Linked DNA regions of Homo sapiens: region 1 is linked to region 2. Evidence: chromatin loops called from intact Hi-C (ENCODE). Cell type or tissue: heart right ventricle. All regions are shown on one strand.

Region 1 (5,000 bases), 1.7 Mb before region 2:
CATTTCTCCTTCAAACTCAACATTGACATCCGCACACCTGAGTGTGTGATTCCTTTCTGCATTGTCAAGCATTGTCCAGCCTACCTCCTTCTCTTCGACTTCGAACTACGAGGATTATTCCTTCCTGTTTCTCTGTTTCCCAAGCGTCTTTTCCCAAACATCTGATCATTCCTACTTCCCAGTTTGGTTTTCAGACTTTTTTTTTTAACATTGTTATCTTCTATTACAGTAATTTTTTGACGGTCCATTTTCTATGATTTCATTTCATTTTACTGGTTCTTTCTAGCTAGAAAAAAGGCAAGATACTTGAGAGAACATATGAGGAAAGTCATGTTAGACTTTCAAGATATTGACCGCGGGATCACAAAAGCTTGAAGGCAAAGCCATCCGTACATTTTCAACCTCTTGCTTAGAAAAGGGCTCAGAAGATAATATATGGTGACAACAGTTACAGCCTCAGAGTGGCTTTGAGATGGAGATTTGAGATGGAGATTTTGGACACTCATAATCTCCATCTCAAGGAGAGGTGGCCCAGAGGCTGAATGAAGATGAGTGAAGGTAGATGTGATTCCCTTAAATTGGGGCAAAAAGGGACAAAAACAGCAGAAAATCTGTATCTTTAAAGACATATGTAATGTATTTCAGTCTATCAACTTCTCTACATAAACTTTAGCTTTTAAAAATATGTTAACGTAAGTTTGACCTTTAGTGTGTTTCTACCTGCAGGGTATTCTTATTGGAGGTTTGTTTAAAAGCATACATTTCTGATCTTGAATGGGTTACTACAAATCCATTATAATTGTTTCATATTTCATGTTGCAGATACAAGTAGGGTTGAAAAAACAGTGAGTTAAAGGCAAAAGGATGGCCGGGAACATGGCTTTTTTATTCTCTGGGTTTCTATCCAGATTTCTGTTCTTTTGCATAATGACTCCAATCTGTTGTGCACCTGTAGTTCTGGGAAATGATTCTTTTTTAATCGCTTCAACAGAGACATGGATGTTGGAGTTGCCAACTACTAAGCTGAAAAACTCCATCTATGCTCAGAAGAACATTTAATCCACTTACTTTTTCTCTTTTATTTAAAGATTAGCACTCATCAGGCATTTGTGGTAATATGCAAATATATACATAGGACATATATGTATATTTATAAGCAAAATGTGAATTGGAAAAACATTTGAATGTAGAAACAAGACCACAGGAGTAAATTTGTACAAGGCACTAGTAAAAGTGACATGTAATATGGGGTTCTTGTAGTGAGTTTCATAATCCAATTTTTGCTCCTTGATTTGAATGGGCACCCAAAATAACACATGCTATCCTAATCCCTACTCCCCATATTTTGGGTTTTATTTTTATAGAATACATATGGGCTTATATAAACATTAATCTCAACATGTTCTAATTTACATATGTAAGCTAATTTTTATTTCTAGAGATAACAGAACAAAACTCAAAACATTTGACATAAAATTATTGGAACAATTAACAGTTTGACCTATTAAACACATTATTGTCCTCTATGAACAGAGGGACTGTCTGAAAAAAAGAACAAGTTGTCTGCATTTTAAAGTGAGAGATAAGCATCAAGGTGTCAATTTCTATTTACACCTTATGTGTTCTTATTTGTTTCACAGATTCATATGTTATAGACACAATATTCTATTCACAATTTTCACGACGTCTATACCAAAGTAAGTATTCAACAAGTAGCCATGAAATGAGGAAATCTGGTAATATACATGAGCTATTAGAATTGTTTTAATGTAAACATTGTCTAGAGAAACAACTAATGTGCATATTTCATAACCGGGAAATGCTTTTTATTCACATTTTAGTACCATAAGATTGACTAATTAGAAATAGGGAAGCTGTTTGGTATTAGTCCTACTTTTGGGAACATATGGTCTAAAGTAATATTGGACAAATGGATATTTTAATTGATCACAAATGAGAAAGTAGTTAGAAAACTTCTAGTTTAAACAGGTTATATACCCAGAAGTATTGCAAATATTGGAGACAGAAAAATTATTGTAGCTTGCATTTAGACTCAAAATTGATATTCCCTCCACATCATGCCCTCACAGAACTCAGAGGAGTATGATCTGCCAGATCGACTCCCTTTGTGTAACTGATGCAGAAATGAGACTCAAAAGGGTTAAGTAGTTTTCCCAAGATGTCATAGCGAGAGTCAAACTGGGGGCTTAGAAATGACTCTGACTCATAACTTTTAATCAACTGTTTTGACATTTTAACCTATCTAATTGTGTAGGAGGTAATTATATTGTCAGACTTTGGAATGATGTTGTTTCCAGTAAAGTTTTGTTTTAATTATAAATAGGAATTTTCCAGCAATAAAAAATTTCCACCTTAAAAGATTCTCAGACTTTAGTACATCTTTCTCCAAACACAAGGTGGCGATGGTCTACAACAAATGATGTGCGACTTGGTGTTTTTTTTTTTTTTTTCTTTCCTTTCCTTTTTTATTCTTAATAGTTCAAGTTAAGAATTTGCAAAAGTTTCACATCTTCTCAATCATGTTTAATAAATTCTAATTAAATATTCTCCTACCTCCTAGTATTATGGAAAATATTTTAAAAATATTACAATGTTAAATGAATTTATTCTTGAGGGCATAATAAAATGCGTTTTTAAATCAACTACTTTTTAATTATGTGTTTGTATTACCATAAACAAAAATCCAATTAAACTTTAAAGAAAGAAAACTGCCTCTGACAAAATAATACTGTGGACCGCTTTTATTCATTACATTTGAGAACTTCTTGTCATTCAAATGAAAAGATTAAGTACATTTGCAATCCACTAAAACAGATTAAAAACTCATTCATTTATTCAATAGATATTAAGTACATACAGTATGTTTAGTATACATTAATACTTGACAATCAATACTGGTTAACTGGTTTCCCTGGTTTAGAAATTTTCCTTAGCAACAACGTAAGGCTTAAAATGAAAAAAGAAAAGTGAGAAAATGTTCTACCACCAGGTGGTGACAAAAGATAAAATTTAAAATCGCTCTTAATGAGCACATACTTCATGTAATTCTTGAATACTGCAAATATAAGTGACTTCCGAATGTCATGTGAATTTAAAATCATATTCTAGGAATATTTTATTAATTAAAGCAAATTAATATTAACATATTATCTCTAGTTTAATAAGTGCTGGAATTGGAAGTGGACAGTTTTAGTCAGCAGGCGGCACTTGAGACCATGGAATAAGATATTTTAAACTATTTCACTACTGCTTTTTTTCCCCACCCGGCTTATAATTATTGATTGGCTGATTGAGATAGGAGCTGGTCACCTCCCTACACTTCCACTAGCAGGGATTTAATCAGAGGCTGAAAATCAATTGTCCTTTGAAAGTGATTTTTGCTAAAGATCAAGAGCAATATTTGGTTATATCTCAGCCTCTATCCTACAATATTTATCATTTTATAATGCTCTTTTGTGTAAGATACAATAAATCTTATTAATAACCAAAAACTGAATTATGAATTATTGCAATTCATTGGCCATCTACTTGGGCAATTACAATGGTTAGTAGCTCAGAAGCACTGATATTTGAGCACTGTATCTTCAGATTCCGAGGCCTGGGTTAGGATGCTTGCTGCTGGAAACACTGGCTGGAAAGCTTTCTTGTTCCATGTGGCTCTCAGGTCACCCTGAGAACTGGACACACTCGTAATTGGTTGATGGTAGGCTTGTATATTCATGAAATGTTGATTGGAAAGGCCTAGACAATCTCTCTAAATACATAATTGGACAAGATTGTTGAAAGGATTAGAGTTGGACACTATTCTAAAGTGGCACAATGTCTAAGCATAGAGGCTGGGGGTCTTCCTGTTCCCTGCACTTAATACCCTGGGAGCTAGTGGTGGAGAGCCACGTAATCCACATTTGAATTCTGGCATTCTGACTGCTGCATCCTTACTTTGTGGCTTCAGGGAAGCCATGGATCATCCCTGAGCCTCAGCCTCCTCATATGTAAAATGGAGATGACAACAATCCTGACTTGAAGGATAATGCACCATTGTATTTGCTTCCTCCTCTGTCTCTTCCTTCCTAGTTACCCCCTCCTGTTTCCTAAACTTACTTGCCCTTGCCTCCCCACCTCTACAGGGACTGCATGCACACAAGCCCTTTTCTCAGGTTGTGCTTTCTGGGCTAAACTGAGTTGAAAACAAAGAGCATCAGGAGATCTTCTAGATGGGACTGCTCACTGATCAGAGGGCAGTAGAACCCGTTTGCTGGTGGTGAATGGAATGGGACCGCCCCCGGCATGCAGTGTCAGTGCAATGACAAAGAGTCTCTGTGTGGGATGAGGTGGTAGTATGGGGTGAGAAGCAGGTTTATGCAGCAGCAGCGGCACTTAGACAGTATGAGGAAAATAACAATTGAAAGGAACATGTCATTGGATGGGTTTTTGATAGTTGCTTCAGAGCAGGGGCTGGCAAGCTATGACCTTCAGGCTGACCATCTGTTCTTGTAAATAAAGTTTTACTGGAACAAAGTCACAATCATTTGCTTATGTATTTTTCATGGTTGCTTTCACAATACAAAGCAGAGTTGAATAATTGCAAAAGAGAGCAATGTCCACCAGTCCAAAATATTTGTTATCTGGCCCCTTCAAAAAAGTTTACCAGTGCCTGTTTTGAAGGTTATTTTGGAAATACAGAGATTATATACAGAGATTACATCGTTTTCTAACTTAATTTGAAGACATGCCATAAAAGTCACTTTTATCTCCTGCAATCAGAGAGCAGACGATGCTGAAAATCTAAAAATGTATAATCTTATAGTTGTTTTATATTAAAGTTAGGGTCCTAATAGAAAAACTATGGGATTCTGATACATAAAATGCAGACATTTGGATGGATGAGCCCCAGATTCTCCTAGACCCTGCAGAGGCAGATGTCACCCCCTTGCTAGAAGAGAACACCCTTTTTTGGCCTACAGACTGTAAAGTTCTCA
Region 2 (5,000 bases):
ATACCAGGAAATACATCCAACCAAGCAAATATGCAACAGGCTGGAAGAGAGACAGGTAGGAGAGGCACAAAGACAAGGTTAAGGAGTTATCTAATGGCATTACTTTCCCTGGGACTAGTTCTGTGTCTGCACACAATGGAGAAATAGATGTTTTGTATAATTTCAGTTTAGCCAAACTGATAGGATCCATGATGCTAAGATCTTTATATACAGCTATGAGTAAATAAAATGTGCATAAAGAATTGATTATCAAAGTAATTTATTATAATTATTAAGAATAGAAACATGTATCACTTAATTAATTAGATTACATATAGTCTAGTTAACTCAGACCTTATCCTTTTCTTTTCTTCAATATCAATGTTCTTGTTGTTGTTTTGCCATGATTACCCAGATAATTTCCTCAAAGCTCTGTATCTTTGCCTTTCTGGAAACACGCTGGGCATGCTCTGAACACAATGCTAAGTCTCAGAAAATGTTCTAAAAACTTTGCCAGCCCATTTGCCTAGGAAGTCTGGAACTGCCTGTTAGGCCAAATCCTTCAGTATCAAATTTAAAGCATCCCCAATATTAAATCAAAGGGACATCAAATTTTATTTAATAAATATGATAAGGTGTTTTGTCGCTCAGAGTTGGAACTATAAAGATAAACATCATCAATGAGATACTGTGGTCCAACAGACCTATTTTCAATCTCTCTGACTCCCATTCCAAAATATGTAAGTACACTTATCTACTTGCCTCAGATGAATCCAGATGAATCCAAGTAATTCATCCAAGATGAATCCAAGTAATTCATCCAAGATGAATCTTTTTAAAGAAATTTCACAAATAAGGTAAATATTAGTTCTAAAACCCCATTAAATAGAATATTAAATTGACTGATACATTTGAGTGTGGAGCAAATGACAATTTTAAAAAGTTGATTAAATGTAAAGGAATACATACAATCAAATAAAGAAATTAATTTCAAGTATCATTTCTTAAATTAGCATATAATTATACATAGCTGAAAAGTCCATTTAAAATAAATATGGCAACATAGTTAAGTTGTGGCTTGCCTAAAGCTGAGAATCATTAGTGTTCAGACATCTGACAAGAAATGGAAACTCTGGTGAAATCCAAAGTTCTTGAAGTATTCAAAAAAAAGTCACTCTGTTATAAAAACAGCACTGTTTCATTCCTCAACCTCTTTTTTTTTCTTTTTAGCCACTAGAACCCACTAAAATAATTGTTAAGGTTATAAATCATTTCAACAGAAAGCAAAAGCTCAGAAAAATCAAACATTTAGCTGGCTGGAAATCACACACTAAACGAGAAGTTAAAACTAAACTTTTGAATTTATAAGATGATAACAGTTATTTGTGTTTTATTCAAGTCTGAAAATATTTAATTTGTTGCAACTAAATAGAGTTCAGATGAAGACAGATAAGTAAAAATTCGCTTCTTTCCTGGTAGTGCAAAATGATAATGAAAACACAAAATGTTTGAAATCAGCTGAAACATAACACCAGGAAAGAACACGCGTACACAATTCTTTACTTGCCTTGTTTCATCTTCTCTCTCTCTCCTTCATGAATCTCCATCCTTTTAAGATGGAGAAGACAAGAAAGAGTGAGTTGGAGGGGAGGGTAAGAGGAGGTAGTCAGAACTGCTACTAAAGAAAAGCTTGGGCAGGAGAGAAAACATTGAAGCAAGATTCTTCAATCTCAGCCTGCTCCTTTATGAAACATATATATATATATATATATAATCTGAGTCAATAATGGTATGTATCCAATTTGGAAGCATAATTTCTATTATGCCTAAGAGCATGGCCAATTTCCTGGGTGTTACACTTGGGTAGTTGCACAGGGCAACTACAGAAAGGGCCAGGCTCTTGGTCTAATGCTTTGCTGTAGTCATCTTGACATTTTAAGAATCTCACCTTTGAGCCTGTGTTTCATACATTTAGTCCACAGGGACAATGAAACATGTACGTGAGCAGGGGACATACCCTGGAAAGCAGCCAGGGCACGCAGGGACTCAGGCCCTGTTACTGCTAGCAGTCAGCAGCAGGGAGCATTTGGCCTGGTCAACCACTGCACACACCTGGGGCAGTCTTGGGCACCTTGCAGCCTCAAGGGGGCAGCCTAGCTAAGACTCTGGCCCAGATTGTCACTGACAATGGCGGCAGTATCAAAAGCAGTAGTAGTGAGAGTAACAGCTGCAGCCCTACAGGAAAAGAGAATCTCCCAAGGGGAAAGGACCCTCAGAATGAGAGACCAGCTGGCCTGGCTATCCTGCAACCAATTTCTGCAGTATCTGTGCAAATACCCACTCCCTGGCCTACGAGCAGGGACAGGAACTTCCAGTGCTCAGGCAGTATATTTTATCAGTAAGCGATTACACTTTAAAAGCAGGCACATGGACACTGCAATAAAATAAATTAGGGAGCTATTAGGATTTTTCAGAGTTTCGGATCTCTGGTTTAAAATCTGCTAGAATATTGCAAAGTAAATATCCATAGGCTTAGAAGAAGAAACTAAAAATTGTTGCAATTGATGGAAAAGAGCATTCTTTTCATGTGATACTTCAGATAAATTATTAGTGAGAATGAAAATTTTAAATCTAATTTAACTTGTAACTGAAGATAAAGTGATAGAATGTATAAACAAATATATCCAATTCTAAACAAATCATGAACCACTTTCAGTTTCTTGTATGACCTCCCTAAAATACAGAAATGTCAGAGGAAACATTAAATGCCACTATATAAATGTGCATTTAATTCATATTTCTACAAAACTGATTTGTATGAAAAGTTAAATCTTTTTGAAAAAACCGTTCCCCGAGATTCTTTAGCTCTAGATGTACTAAAATTTATATTTTGAAATAATTTATCAGAAAATAAATTCATTAAAAGTATAAATTGTGTTGTACCAATAAATAAATTCCCAGATAAGCAAGCCAGAAAAATTATGCAATGAATCATTATATCCCACCAATAAAGTTTTATAACATATTCTGTTGTCACCAAAAATATTACTGTTTGCATTTATAAGTTTATGTTTACTCATTTATTACTATTGCCCTTATTGCATGTTATAAATAAAATATTTTTACATGAAAAGGCTTTATATTAAGGTTTTGGTCCAGTTTTGCTAAAATATAAATTCCAAAACCCTATGCTGAATTAAGTGTGAATCCACTGTTATGCCAACCATTCGAATCAGAATCACCTGGAATTCTTATTAAATATACAAATCCCTTGGCCTCACCCCAAACCTATTCTGTCAAACCCCCTTGGGAAGGCAGGGCTGCAGGGAAACATGAGCATTTGCCTTTATAATGAGCTCCCAAAGTTCCTTTAACCACACTTCCTTTATTTGCTTTTTGAAGAAAGGGCACTGCGTGTTAATTTTGCATTTTCCCCCACAAATTATGTAGCAGGCTCCACCTGAGAGGAAGTAAACTTTGAGATCATTTTATGACTGAGAAGACTGAAATCCATGAGGGTTGAATGGCTCAGCCGTGATTTCAAAGCTAGCTATGGAGAACAAATTTCTAGACTTTGAATTTGAGAGGATAGAGCCTGGAGCTGATCAAGAACCCACTTAGAAACCTCCAAATTATTAGAAGATATGGATCTGCTCCTTAGAGCTAACTTTCCTGGGTAATCAAGACCACAGGGAAACAGAGACGCAGCTGAGGGTGCACAGTAAGCAGCCAGAGCATAGAAAACAAAGAAGGGGATGCTCTGCCAGCCTGCCATCCAATAGGGAAATGAGTCATTGGACTTAGCCAGATCTACTGATCCTTTTCTTTTCAGTGAACACTTGCAAAAACAAATCTCAAGCAAGAATGGATCAAATAAACGTTTTCTTTAAACACTTTCATGGTAAGGGTGTGGTGAAATTGTAATCCTTGTGGATCGTTGGTGAGAATGTAACATGCTGCAGCCACCATAGAAAACAGTTCAGAGTCTCCACATAGAATTACCACATGATCCAGCAATTCCATGACTAGACATAGACCCCAAAGAATTAAAACAGAGGCTCAAACAGACCAATGTTTGTAGCAGTATTATTCACAATAGCCAGTTAGAAACCCAAGTATCTATCAACAGACGAATGAATAAACAACACGCGGTATACACATAAAATGAAGTATTATCTAGCCACGTACAAGAATGAAATCCTGATGCATGTTACAATATAGATAACTTTGAAAGCATTATGCTAAATGAGATGGCAGACACAATATTGTATAACTTCATTCATATGAGGTACCTAGAATGGTGAAATTCACAAAGACAGAAAGTAGAATGGAGGTTACCACAGGCTGAAGTGGGGGGAATGGGGATTTATTGTTTAATGCGTACAGAATTTCAGTTGTGATCATGAAAAAGCTCCGGAAATAGAGACCAGTGATTATCACACACCATGGTAAATGTACATATTGTCACTGAATTATACATTTAAACATGGTTAAAATGGTAAGTTTTATGTTATATGCATTTCACTACAGTAAAAAATAAACTATGATAAGATATAAATAATTTTTTTAAAAAACTCTAGGCCCCTACAAAACATATTGTCTGGGTTCCAGATTATTTTCATTTCCTTATCAATTTAATATCTCAGAAATTAAAATCAAAGTTCTAAAAATATCCCCAATCTTTATTGACATTTGAGTGCCCAAAGGCAATGGTAAATCCAATTTATAGTAGAACTGATTTGAAGAATATTATGAACAAATGAGAAATGTGAGAACATTTAACTGTCTCAGAATCATTGAATTTTAGAGTTAGAGAGAACTTCAGATATCTTGTTCAATGTTTTCCAAAATGTATTTCACTGACCACTCATCCCACAATATATTCCATCATAAAAGGGTTCTATGCCAAGTCATCATAAAGAGACTACACTTTATTTTTTTATTATTTATTTATTTTTTTGAAACAGGGTCTTACTCTGTTGCCCAGGCTGGAGTGCAGTGGCCCCATCATGGCTCACTGC

The links. Peaks named below come from ENCODE experiments on the same cell type or tissue, not always from the same donor. Only the 100,000 strongest peaks of a DNase experiment are listed, where the experiment ranks them.
Region 1: a loop joins it to region 2, with 5 times the contacts of the local background. A loop is called at or near these places in 19 of 110 quality-filtered maps.

The regions. Positions count from the first base shown.
Region 1 is chr21:26,847,210-26,852,209 of GRCh38, forward strand. No RefSeq gene overlaps it. Among named protein-coding and RNA genes, the nearest start is that of ADAMTS1, 4.3 kb to the left of the region's middle. In heart right ventricle, CTCF peaks have their summits at 2,394 (motif pointing right) and 3,122; no DNase peak of the experiment used is centred here; H3K4me3 peaks cover 1,332 bases; H3K27ac peaks cover 2,034 bases.
Region 2 is chr21:28,515,057-28,520,056 of GRCh38, forward strand. No RefSeq gene overlaps it. Among named protein-coding and RNA genes, the nearest start is that of LINC00161, 22 kb to the right of the region's middle. In heart right ventricle, CTCF peaks have their summits at 2,121 (motif pointing right) and 2,320; a DNase peak (open chromatin) is centred at 2,115; H3K27ac peaks cover 925 bases.